Linked DNA regions of Homo sapiens: all the other regions are linked to region 3. Evidence: chromatin contacts called from ENCODE Hi-C data. All regions are on one chromosome and are shown on one strand. The core of a region is the stretch at or near the end of the contact, and the rest is flanking DNA. Distances in the headings are between cores, read along the strand shown.

Region 1 (2,700 bases), core at 163-2,662, 3.5 Mb after region 3:
TTTTTAAAAAGGCCCTTTGACCTCAAAGGATACACGTGGGTGAAAAACCACCTTCCTCTAAATTTATTTTTCACTCACTAGGAAGAATGGTTTACTGTTAATAGCGGGTGGAAAGAAGGGACACTGAGTATGAGGACCTATCTGTACTACCTAATATAATTTATCTTTTGATCTACTCTGAGAATGACGCGAGCCTAATCTTCACATTGGAAAATCACGAGAGGAAAAAACCCTTCGGAGGTCTACAGGCACAAGGAACCCTGTCTCCACGCTGTTTATAGCAGCTGTCTCAGGAATCCTCTGCCTAGAATGAATGTGGGAGAGGTTTCGTGGCGCGGCAGCTGCAAAGCAAGGAATCTTTCCCATTCCTCGTCGACTCGGTCCCCTCCCCTCCCCTCCCGAATGGCGGCAGCTGCCGAGGTATCCCAGTGGAAATCTCCAAGTCTCCGCCGAGAGCGGCGGGCGGGCAACAGCTGAAAGCAGCCAGGGGTGGGGACTCCTCGCTCCCATTGGGCAGGGACAGCAGCCTCACTGGCTCCAGCGCCGTCACCTCTCTGGCTCGTAGAGGTGCCTCAGGTGTTCTTCTCCAAGTCCAATGAGACACCTAGGCAACGCAGCGCGTGTTCCCTCCGCGCCAAGAGACCCTACGGTAACTTAACAACAGCAGGAGCGCCAAAATCCCCGCCTCAGGACTTGGCAGAAGCACCTCCCGAGGTCCGAGAGTGGGAGAGGGGAAAGTGTAGGCCCTCGGACGGAAGGGTCTCTCCTCGCCGGGCCGGGTACACACCTGGTGCTACCAGAGCAGCGCGCCTAGTGCAGCCGGAAGCCCCAGCCCAGCACTCCGGCTGGCTCGGGGCCCCCTTGGCTGTCCGCGCGTCGTCACCGCGCCCCCGCCGCGCGGCTGCCTCCGCCTTCGCGCCCTCCCGCCCCGCGCACTCGCGCTCGCGCACGCGCACGCCGCGCCCGGCAGCACTCGGCGCTGTCATGGCGGCCGGGAGCAGCTTCAGTGGGCACACGACAGCCGCGCGACCCGTGGCGGGGCGAGCTGTGGCAGTAGCATCCTCACCACTCGCAGCAGCCTCAGCCGCGGCGCCCGTAGCGCCAGCAGCGGCTGCTTTTGCAAAGGCTGAGCGCAGGGGCGGGGCGGGCCAGGAAGCCATGGAGTTCTGTGCAGCCGCGGACTCCCGGGGAGCGGACTAGGGAAACTTGGAGGCTGCGACCAGGTGCACTGACCTCTCTGTCCTCCCTTCTCTCCCTGCGGTGGCCGCTGGGTTTCTCTGGCCGCTCCCCTCCCTTCCTGCCACCACACACACCTCCCCACCCCTTCCCGTCGAATCTCAGGTGCCTGAGAGAGGTGCTTCACTCCTCCCACTGGGCCGAGCATTTAGAATAATCACCGCCCCCTTCCCCCGCCTTTTCCTGCCCTGGATCTCCGCCGCCACCTCGGTCTCGCTGCTCCTGGGCGGGGGGTGAGGACGAGTCCGGAGTATCTGGGTGAGGAAGAACTTTCTACCTCTGTGATAGCTTGTGGGCCCCCCTTCTTTCCTCCGATCCCTCCTTTCCCCGCGACAGTTTCTCTTTCTAGTGCACCTGTGAGGAGAGGTTACCCTGCGCCTAGAACCTGCACGAGAGTGGGGGAGGAGTGAGCCTGTTCGGGGGCCTCTTGGACCTGCCTTCACCCAGAACCCAGCTTTTTGAGCCCGGGAGAAGCGGGTGGCTAGTAGTGGGGTGCCTTTAGTAACTTACTTGACCGACAATAACTATTTCCCTCTTGTCCCCTCAAAACCCTAAAACAAAACCTAGCCTATTTAACATATATTTAATCTTCCAATAGGGTTTGGCGTTGTTGTCAGCCTCGGGGAGAGAGATTGGACAAATATTCTCCAAGAGGAGGAGGGCGACGCCAAGGACTTTCCACATCAACTGCTTTGGGGTATCTCCACAAGTTGGAAGAGGGACCCTTTCGTTTTGCATTGCGTGTGTTGTGCTCATTACCAGTGCAGCGACTGCCGTCCCAGGGTGACTCTGAGTTGTCCTTTATCGTGAGCTAGCAATGGCTAGCGAAGACAATCGTGTCCCTTCCCCGCCACCAACAGGTGATGACGGGGGAGGTGGAGGGAGAGAAGAAACCCCTACTGAAGGGGGTGCATTGTCTCTGAAACCAGGGCTCCCCATCAGGGGCATCAGAATGAAATTTGCCGTGTTGACCGGTTTGGTTGAAGTTGGAGAAGTATCCAATAGGGATATTGTAGAAACTGTCTTTAACCTGGTAAGTCCATGAATATTTTATAAGCATATACTCTTTTCAGTGGGTTGGGGAACAAGATCTTAAAGCTGGAGCCATGTGGTTTACTCACACTGATGGTGACTTTTTTCGTGTATAGGGACACAAAATTCTACTCACCTAAATGAAACAATTTCATCTGTTTTTTAGATTGAAGGGAATTGTGCAAACTTAGATGATCCAGGTTTTGTGAAAGTGAACACATCACTTTTGTGCTAAGGAAATAATTGTTGCTATGGAAGTATTGGGGGGAGGTTCTAGCGGAGGAGTTATCTCTAATTTTTTTTTTCTTGGCTTGTATGCCTAAGTCTGCGTTTCCCTTTACCACTTTAAATAATTTCTTGTGACCTTTTTTTGGACTTGAGAATTAATGTCTTTGATTCTGTCGAAGTTATGTTTTGCTACAATAAGTTTAA
Region 2 (2,700 bases), core at 170-2,669, 4.2 Mb before region 3:
TTGAAACTTTTAAAGGTTTATTATACTGGGTCTAGATCTGTTTAACAGTGAACTGTTTTTGCAAGACATTTTGGCCAAAAAGCACCTAGCATAGTGTCAGAATTGGGAGTTGGTGCTCAATTTTAAAATGTGTTGAAAAATTGTTAAATAAACTTCTCAACATACCTGTGCTCAAAGGCAATATAGGACATTTTAAGGCGTCTTTTAAAAGTTAGCCCTTGAAATCAGAATAGCATAGGGATTTTAAAGACTGGAATCTGTGGTCAAACTGCTTGGGTCAAAACACAGGCTCTACCACTGACAGCTGGATTTTGGGCAAGCCGCCTAAGTTATCTGTGACTTTAAGTTTCCTCACCTGTAAAATGGGAATTATAATAGCACCCACCTCACCGCATTGTCAGAAAAGTAAACGACAGAAATCAACATAAAGCATTTTAGGTAGTAAGCTCTCCATAAATGCTATCAATATTCAAAGGTATGTGTTCGAGAGATCAAATCTATTAAATATACATATCAGCTTTGATCAATTGAAATCTCGGAAATTTCATAATTGCATCTTACTCCCCCTTTCCACACATCATGCGGCATCAACCTTCCACATGATGTGGAAATTACATACTTTCATTCATCCGTTTGAGAGCTTGTCATATATGGCAAGAAAGAAGAAAGATGCCTTTTTCGTGACTGTTGCTCCTTCAGAACTTCAAAACACTGTCACGTACACAATAGGTTGGAGCTGCCCTCAAAATGACAGCTCACAGCTTTGCTGGGCCCGCAGAGGTGCCCAGGCGGCTCTGCCCGGAAGGGGTTCACCCCAATAACCGGAGAATCTCCGGTCGCCACAGCCAAGCACAGCGCACGCCCGGGAACCCCAAGGAACACAAGAGAACTCTGAAATGGGGAAGGACCCTGAGTTGTGGAGAAAGAGCGGGAGGAAGGGTCACGGAGGGTCCGGAGCCACACTCGGATCAGGCGCGTCCACGCTGACAAGCCCGGGACCAGGTGCCGGCGATAGGCAGCGCCGTCCTGGACAGTCCCTTCCCTTTCCCCTACCCGTCCCCTCCCCGGCGAGCACCGAAGCCAACTCGGGTCCCGCGCCAGAATTGCCCCCCGGCGCCCCCTCACCTAAAGGCGGGTCCTTCCTTAGGAGCCCTGCCCTGGGCAGACGCCGCCGCGGAGCTGCCGCTGCTGCCCCTTTTGTTGAAGAGCTTCTGGAGCAGGGTCGGGGCCATGATGCCGCCGCCGCAGCTCCGGCCGTGGCGCTCGGGGGGCCGGCGGCTCAGCGCGCAGCCGGGGGCGGCGGCCGCGGTGGCGGGGCCATCGCGGCGGCGCGGCCGCCCAGCCTTGCGGGAGCGCGGGGCCGCTGCGACTGAGTAACTCTGCTCGGCGCCGGAGCCGCCGGCTGCCGGTCATATGACTGAGCCGGCCCGCCACCGCCTCGCGCGCTGACAGTTATCTCCTGCGGGAGGAGCCCGCAGCCCCACGGCGGCGGCGGCGGCGCGGGAGGAGCGCGGCGGCCCCGGCGGCGGCCATTGGCCCGGCGGCCGCCCGCCCCGGGCTCACGTAACCCCGGCGGGAGGCGGGAGGTGGGAGGTGCGGCCAGGAGCGGGCGGGCGGCCCAGTACTCCGGGCACGCGGGGGACGCGGACGGGGGCAGGCGCGGCACTTAAAGGGGCCCGAGGGGCGAGGGCGGCCGCCGGGGCGCAGCTCCGCGAGTGGCGTGGGGTTCCCACGGAGCCTGGGTTCTTTCGCACAGCGAGCATGCAGCTAGGCCGATCTTTGTTCTTTAGAGACAAAGCCCCTGAACTTGGGTCCTCGCTTTGTTCAGGTACAAGAGCCCGTTCACAGAAGGCGTATGCTAGGGGGGAAGGCTTGGTACGCGCGGTGGCCGCTTCGGTGGGCTGTGATTTGAATCACATAGCACCCAAGGTTTTGTCAGGTTTCCTCCATGTCCAAATTCGATTCCTCCAGGCTTTCACAAAATTTAAACTGTTTATCCAAATCATTTGTTCTGTTTGGCGTCTTGGGCCACCATACCATGGTTATATAAGAAGTTGCATTTGAAATATTAAGTCCCCCCTTTAAAACATACACACACACACACACACACACACACACACACACACACAGAACTCACTACATAGATTTAGAAACTTAAGATATTTTATAGCAAGGGATTGTTTTTCCTAATACATATTTAACAGTCAATCAAGGCATATCAGCAGCAGATATTTGGTTTGAGGAAGGGAGGAGTTCATGTGTTTGAGTCCGCTTTCCTGCCCTGTCCCACCCCAGTCCCCTTTGGAATTTAATCCTTGGTGGTGCAGGGCTCTAAACAGCCAGTGTAGGACACGTTACCAGACTCAAAGCAACTTCTTAATCTATGTTTTAGAGCGTTGGGCTTCACGAATTTTTCCGATGATGGGAAATAGAGATAAAGTTAGTAAGACCCCAACCATGCCTCTTCTAGCTTCTCCATGAGTAGTGAACAGTGACTCACCTGGGCTCTCTTACACTTGTTGAGAGGAGGACTCTTGGAGACTCAAAAAGGAAAATATATTTCCAAAAACATAAGTAATCAAAAGAACCTATTCTGGGCCTATTTTACTTTGCATTTTCTTTTTTTAATTGTGTTAGTTTCTGGACTTGGTTGGGAACTAGCTGTGAATAATGTGCTGAAATTTCACAAAGGTAAGAGAA
Region 3 (2,700 bases), core at 136-2,635:
ATTATGGTATTTTCTTGCAAGGAAATACCATCACCTGCCACCTTTACAGAAAAGCAATTCTTAGGCCAAACTCACAGTTAAATTCAGAGATGCTGTATCTTCAAGTAAAAACATGACCTTAAGGCAGGGCTCAGTGGCTCATGCCTGTAATCCTAGCACTTTGGGAGGCCGAGGCGGGCGGATCACCTGAGGTCAGGAGTTCAAGACCAGCCTGGCCAACATGGTGAAACGCTGTCTCTACTAAAAATACAAAAATTAGCCGGGCATGGTGGCGGGCGCCTGTAATCCCAGCTACTCCAGAGGCTGAGGCAGGAGAATAGCTTGAACCTGGGATGCTGAGGTTGCAGTGAGCCAAGATCGCGCCATGGCACTCCAGCCTGGGCGACAAGAGCGAAACTCTGTCTCAAACAAAAACCCATGACCTTAATGTTTTTAATGAATTTCCAAGTAAGGTTGATTTATATTGCTATTCTTTTGCTAGATTTTTTCCCCCTCTCAAAGTGTAAGCAGTATGCTCTCAGGACAGGATTAGTGAAACTGAAACAGGGCCAGTAAAATGTTTGTCTATTTAAGTTTGTAAATGCCTAAGTCCATCCATTTTTTTTTTTACATAGAAAAATAATTGGGTAGGGTTGATCACAAACCACAGATTTTACCAGGGTAGAAAGCAAAAATACCAATACTTGGCACAAGGATATGTATAAATAAAAATGGCTAAAGTCTCCAATTGTGTCTTCTACCAGCTTTGAAAAGCTGTACCCTGGCATTGTTGAAGCCACAATAATCAGCAGGCAACTAGGAAATGGACAAGAGCTATGCAGTTTTGAGAAATTAAAAAAAAAAATCTATTAGCAGAAAATAAATATGGGGTTTTGTTATAACTACATGTCAAAATTTTCCAAATTAAAACAGCTATTCCTCAACGTTCACTTAACAAGTGTTTACTGGACTGTTTAAGCGAAATTGTTTTCAGGTGTTAAGCCTACAAGTGTCCAAGTGCTTCTCGCCAGGATTAGAACCAGGAGACACAAAGCACGCAGGCGACCTCCAAAGAGATCAAGGTAGTGGAAATGCCTTAGATAGAGCCCACGGGAGTTTGCTCTCCAGACGCTTAGGTTCTCTGAATAAAAAGCGTTAAGCTTCCGGGGAATACAGCACGAACAACCAGGACCCCAACTAAGGCAGAAAACATAATTCTAAGATTTCTTCAGAGGGACGAGTGAAACCCTCCACCCAGGCCCTTCCAGGAGTCTCCGGCTTTCAGCCTCGAGACTCCGCCCTAGAGGCGGTCCCGAGGAGGGAGACCCGCCTCCTGATCCTAGATGGCCGAGGGAGACTAGCGCGCGTGCGCAGAGCTTGCATCACATCCGCCGCCTGGGCGCCCAATTCCGGAAGGTGCTGCACAGCTGTGGCGGCGGGTACTGCGTTAGTGATTAGAGTTTCTTCCCTGCCGGAGGTGGGATACACGGTAGCATCATGGTCGAGGTAAAGTGACACTGGGGCTCTCAAGAGTCGTTTGTCTCTGGACTGTTTTTTTTGGCAGTGCGCGTGGGGGATTGAGAGTACTTGGAGTCCAGAGAGAAAAGAGGCTACGAGGGGAGCTATTTGGCCAAGGCCGAGTGGTCTCTTCTTCGGGTTTTCGGGGAAGGGGTAGAAGCCGGATGAGAACCCGAGTCGGAGGTTCAGCCTGGGCGCGAAGCCTGAGATAATTCGTCCAGTCCTCGTTTGACTCTTGGGAGCTGGAAAGTGTCCTCGGAGGCGGGGCCTCTGTTGGTGATCGACCACTGGTACTTGCCGCCCTCGGGGCAGTGTCAGTGAGTCTGTGCCCTAAAAGATTGGTAGTCTTCTCTATCTTGCGTTCAGGTCGTCTCTTATTTCACCTCTACCCCCAGAAAAACTTGCCGTTCTTTACATCTTTCCCTGGCATGAACAGCCAACGCTGTTAGCTGGTCTTGTCCATCTTACCCCACATGTTTATTGATTCCATTCACTCTTCTCCATATCCGCTGCAGTCCACCTTAATTGAGACCAACATCATCTTTCACCTGGACTGGTGCATTAGCTCCCCGTTGGTTGGTTTCCTTGCTTCCATTTTGTTCTATAAGTTGTTCTGTTTAAAACGTAAGTTGTTCATACCTTTCTTGTTTAAAACCCTTTACTGACCCTATGTTGCTAGAACAAAATATAGGCTGTTGTAATAGTCTAAAAGACCTTACCTAATCTGGACCTTGTCTACCCTTGCAGCTACAAAGCACCATCTCATCCTCCATACACAGCTGTACTGCGCTCCTTGTATTATTTCAGTTAACTGAACTTTTTTTTACATGACATTTCCATCAGCCTGGTTCGTTCTTACCTCTGTTTTGTGCAAGGCTAACTCCCTTTCTGCTTAAATATCACCTTAGTGAAATCTTTCACAATTATACTTAGTCCTTCATTCCCTGACTCAGCGCCTTGCTTGTTGCCTTCATAGCACTTATCAAAATGTGGAATTATTTTACTTTTTATTTGTCTGTTTCCTCTTGAGCACAGGGACCATGACCACCTTTTTATCATTCTATTGTGAGATTCTAGCACAATACCTGCCAGACACACAGTAGGAGCTCAGTAAATATTTATTGAGTAAGTTAAACTCCGGCATCACTCAGTTGCTAAACCTGAGGTTCTAGCCAAAGAGGAGCTTCCTCCTCTTCTCTGAAC
Region 4 (2,700 bases), core at 97-2,596, 4.1 Mb before region 3:
ACATGAAATTTAAACAAAGTTCTAATTTCTTAATATATGGAAGCCAAATTTAACAAAATTCTACTTTCATGAAATTTCATAAGAATATCCTTGAATTTGGAATATTTAGACTTAATGATTCTATCACCAAAACTTAAGTAAACTAAAGATTTAAAAAAATTAAGCCAGTTATGACAGAATATGAGATCCTTTAGGGAACTTTTCTGTTTGAATTAACGACAACAACAAAAATTTAAGTAAAACTTTAAAAAGACCATCCAACTTCATCTGTCACGATGGTTCACAGAATACCCATAACACGATAAAGCCCTTAGAGTTAATTTAATTTAATTTTTTTTTGAGACGGAGTCTGGCTCTTTCACCTAGGCTGGAGTGCAGTGGTGCGATCTCAGCTCACTGCAACCTCCACCTCCGGGTTCAAGTGATTCTCCTACCTAAGCCTCCTGAGTAGCTGGGATTACAGGAGTGGGCCACAACGCCCAGCTAATTTTTGTATTTTTAGTAGAGATGGGGTTTCACAATGTTGGCCAGGCTGGTCTTGAACTCCTGACCTCAGGTGATCCATCCGCCTCAGCCTCCCAGAGTGCTGGGATTACAGGCTTGAGCCACCACGCCCAGCCCTTAATTTTAGACAACGCAGAAAAACTGGCTCCAGATACACTTGGGTGACTTGGTCAACATATGAATGTTAACCATGATGTGACAGATCAGACTTCAATTTCTTTAGACTGAACTAGAATGGCTCCGAAGACGAAAGTCAGGTCAGGACCAGGGAGAAAAACTGGGCAAATACGATTTTTTTTTTTCCATTTCCAACAGAGGTTTGAAGATTAGAACCAGGATTTGGGAAGCCTCAGTTCAGGAGTCCACCGAGGTGTGTGTGTGTTGACAGGTGGTGGTGATGCCGAGGGCGTGTTGACAAGTTTTCCCCGCCCTTGACCTTTAGCCTAGATATTAATTCTACCAACTGGGGCAACCCCAGAGGGAGGAAGCCAGGGTCCCCCAACAGGCTGACAGCGCGTGACCTTTGCCCTAGATAGCCTGAGAAAGCTGATGAGAGAAGGGGCGAGAGGTGCCTACAGCCCCCAGGACCGGCCTTGTCCCTTTTGCCCTAACTCCTCCACTTATCCCCACCGCCCGTTTCCTCTCACCCAGGCAGGACAGCTTGGCTAGCGGCACCAGCATGTTCAAAGTCACCAGGACTCTCGGTCGGACACAACAGGAGGACTGTCCGCTGCTCGCGGCGGGCGCTGGACCTCTAGGCCGCGGGGGGCGCCATCACCTGCCGGAAAGCAAGAACTCTGCTGCAGTTCGCCTCCCCGCTCTGCCGACCGCTCTTGCTTCACGGCGTTCCCACCTCCTTCTCGCTCTGCGCCGGCGCCATGGATGACGCAACGGCCAGCCGAGGCTTCCGGGTCATGTACCAAACCAGGGAAAGATAAGGGACTCCAAGTCCCAGCCGGGGAGCGGTGAAACAGCCACAGCGCGGCCAGAGGGGTCCGCGAATCCCACAGCACGACGCACGCGCAGTGAAAGGCAGTAGAAGGCGGGGCGACGCACACGGCTTCCTGGGAGGTGTAGTTTTCTCTACGAGTGCCCTTCGAGATCGATTGGAGGCTCGCGCAGGAGCCGTGAGTTGCCTAAGGTGAATTGACTCATATGATTGGCTGTCCCGAAAAATGAAACGTCTTTGTGGTCCGGGGCTGAGACCCACGAGGAGACTGGGCGGGATTTCTGGCGTTAGGAGGCGGGGCCTTTCGGCTTTGGGCGCGAGTGGTTAAAAGACAGTTGGTGTCGGTTCGGCTTCTCGGGTCGGATTCCGCGGTCCCAACCCTTCCCCATGGCCGACCCTGAGGAGTTGCAGGTTTCTTCGCCGCCCCCGCCGCCTCCCTCTTCTCCCTCCTCTTCAGACGCCTCTGCAGCATCTTCCCCGGGCGGCCCAGTGAGTTTGGGCTGGCCAGTTCCGAGCAGGAGCAGCGGCCCAACGGTGGACCAGCTGGAGGAAGTGGAGCTGCAGATCGGAGACGTGAGTGTGGTGTCGGGACCGCGTCCCCCCTCGGCGCCTCTGGGAAGACCGGCGGCGGCGGGGCTCGCGAGGCTAGGGAATCGGTCCCCCAACCCCCATGACCCGGGACGACCGGCCCTTCTGCGCCCCAGAGCGTGCGGGCGGGAAGCGGGGGGGATGCCAGCAGCTAAAGTGCCACCCCTCTCTGAGGGTTCCCCCTTTAGATTTAGTGGTGAGGAGTCTTAAGGGGTTTTCCTTCCACCCGCCCCACCCCTCACTGGTTTCTTTTTGTCTCGCCTTCTGGTTTCAATCATCCGCAGTAACCCGAAGCCACGCAGCTCTGCGCTGCCTGTTGCTGGCTCTCTGCCTCCTCCTTTCCCATCGGAGAATAGTTTTCATTGCATGGGTTTCGGAGAATAGTTTTCACTGCATGAGTTTGCTGGCTTTCTGTGGGTACTTGAGATCAGGCTGTGATTTCTTTCCATGGGACTTAGAGCCTGCTGTTCTAGTTGGCCACCTGCCCAGGGACAGCTGATAATGCCATTGTCTGCCCCAGGCCTGCTTAGCGCTGGACCCAGCTTGAAGGGTTTAGGTCACGTGGATTGGCTTCTTTGACGGTTTAGTTCAGGACTCCTCCCTTTGTATGATTGCTAGAATGCATACTTAGGATAGTTTCTGTTAAATCTCGAATCCCC

What was found. A loop is a pair of places that touch in the nucleus more often than their neighbours do. Pooled maps may share reads with other maps.
Region 1: a loop to region 3 is called in a map of CD4-positive, alpha-beta T cell, with 15 times the contacts of the local background. The contact joins the promoter of LRBA here to the promoter of PLRG1 in region 3. A Hi-C loop is called at or near these places in 2 of 168 maps with a recorded cell type or tissue (CD4-positive, alpha-beta T cell and CD4-positive, alpha-beta memory T cell) and 9 of 50 pooled maps.
Region 2: a loop to region 3 is called in a pooled map, with 9 times the contacts of the local background. The contact joins the promoter of FNIP2 here to the promoter of PLRG1 in region 3. A Hi-C loop is called at or near these places in 5 of 50 pooled maps.
Region 4: a loop to region 3 is called in a map of B cell, with 19 times the contacts of the local background. The contact joins the promoter of ETFDH here to the promoter of PLRG1 in region 3. A Hi-C loop is called at or near these places in 5 of 168 maps with a recorded cell type or tissue (B cell, CD4-positive, alpha-beta T cell, CD4-positive, alpha-beta memory T cell and 2 more), 1 of 37 single-sample maps with no recorded cell type and 14 of 50 pooled maps.

Annotation. Positions count from the first base shown.
Region 1 is chr4:151,013,996-151,016,695 of GRCh38, reverse strand. It overlaps LRBA (LPS responsive beige-like anchor protein), which reads left to right and starts at 1,412. Exons shown (of 57, transcript NM_001364905.1): 1 at 1,412-1,494; 2 at 1,835-2,269. The coding sequence starts at 2,054. RefSeq lists a silencer at 843-992 and enhancers at 544-1,141, 1,493-1,622, 1,803-1,982.
Region 2 is chr4:158,767,745-158,770,444 of GRCh38, reverse strand. FNIP2 (folliculin interacting protein 2) reads right to left here and starts at 1,419. Exons shown (of 17, transcript NM_020840.3): 1 at 1,126-1,419. The coding sequence starts at 1,232. RefSeq lists an enhancer at 774-1,511 and a silencer at 1,469-1,678.
Region 3 is chr4:154,549,085-154,551,784 of GRCh38, reverse strand. It overlaps PLRG1 (pleiotropic regulator 1), which reads left to right and starts at 1,385. Exons shown (of 15, transcript NM_002669.4): 1 at 1,385-1,485. The coding sequence starts at 1,477. RefSeq lists enhancers at 1,052-1,211, 1,232-1,281.
Region 4 is chr4:158,670,942-158,673,641 of GRCh38, reverse strand. ETFDH (electron transfer flavoprotein dehydrogenase) reads right to left here and starts at 1,346. Exons shown (of 13, transcript NM_004453.4): 1 at 1,152-1,346. The coding sequence starts at 1,185. It overlaps C4orf46 (chromosome 4 open reading frame 46), which reads left to right and starts at 1,755. Exons shown (of 2, transcript NM_001008393.4): 1 at 1,755-2,026. The coding sequence starts at 1,841. RefSeq lists enhancers at 998-1,499, 1,101-1,660, 1,503-2,139, 2,140-2,700 and a silencer at 2,081-2,150.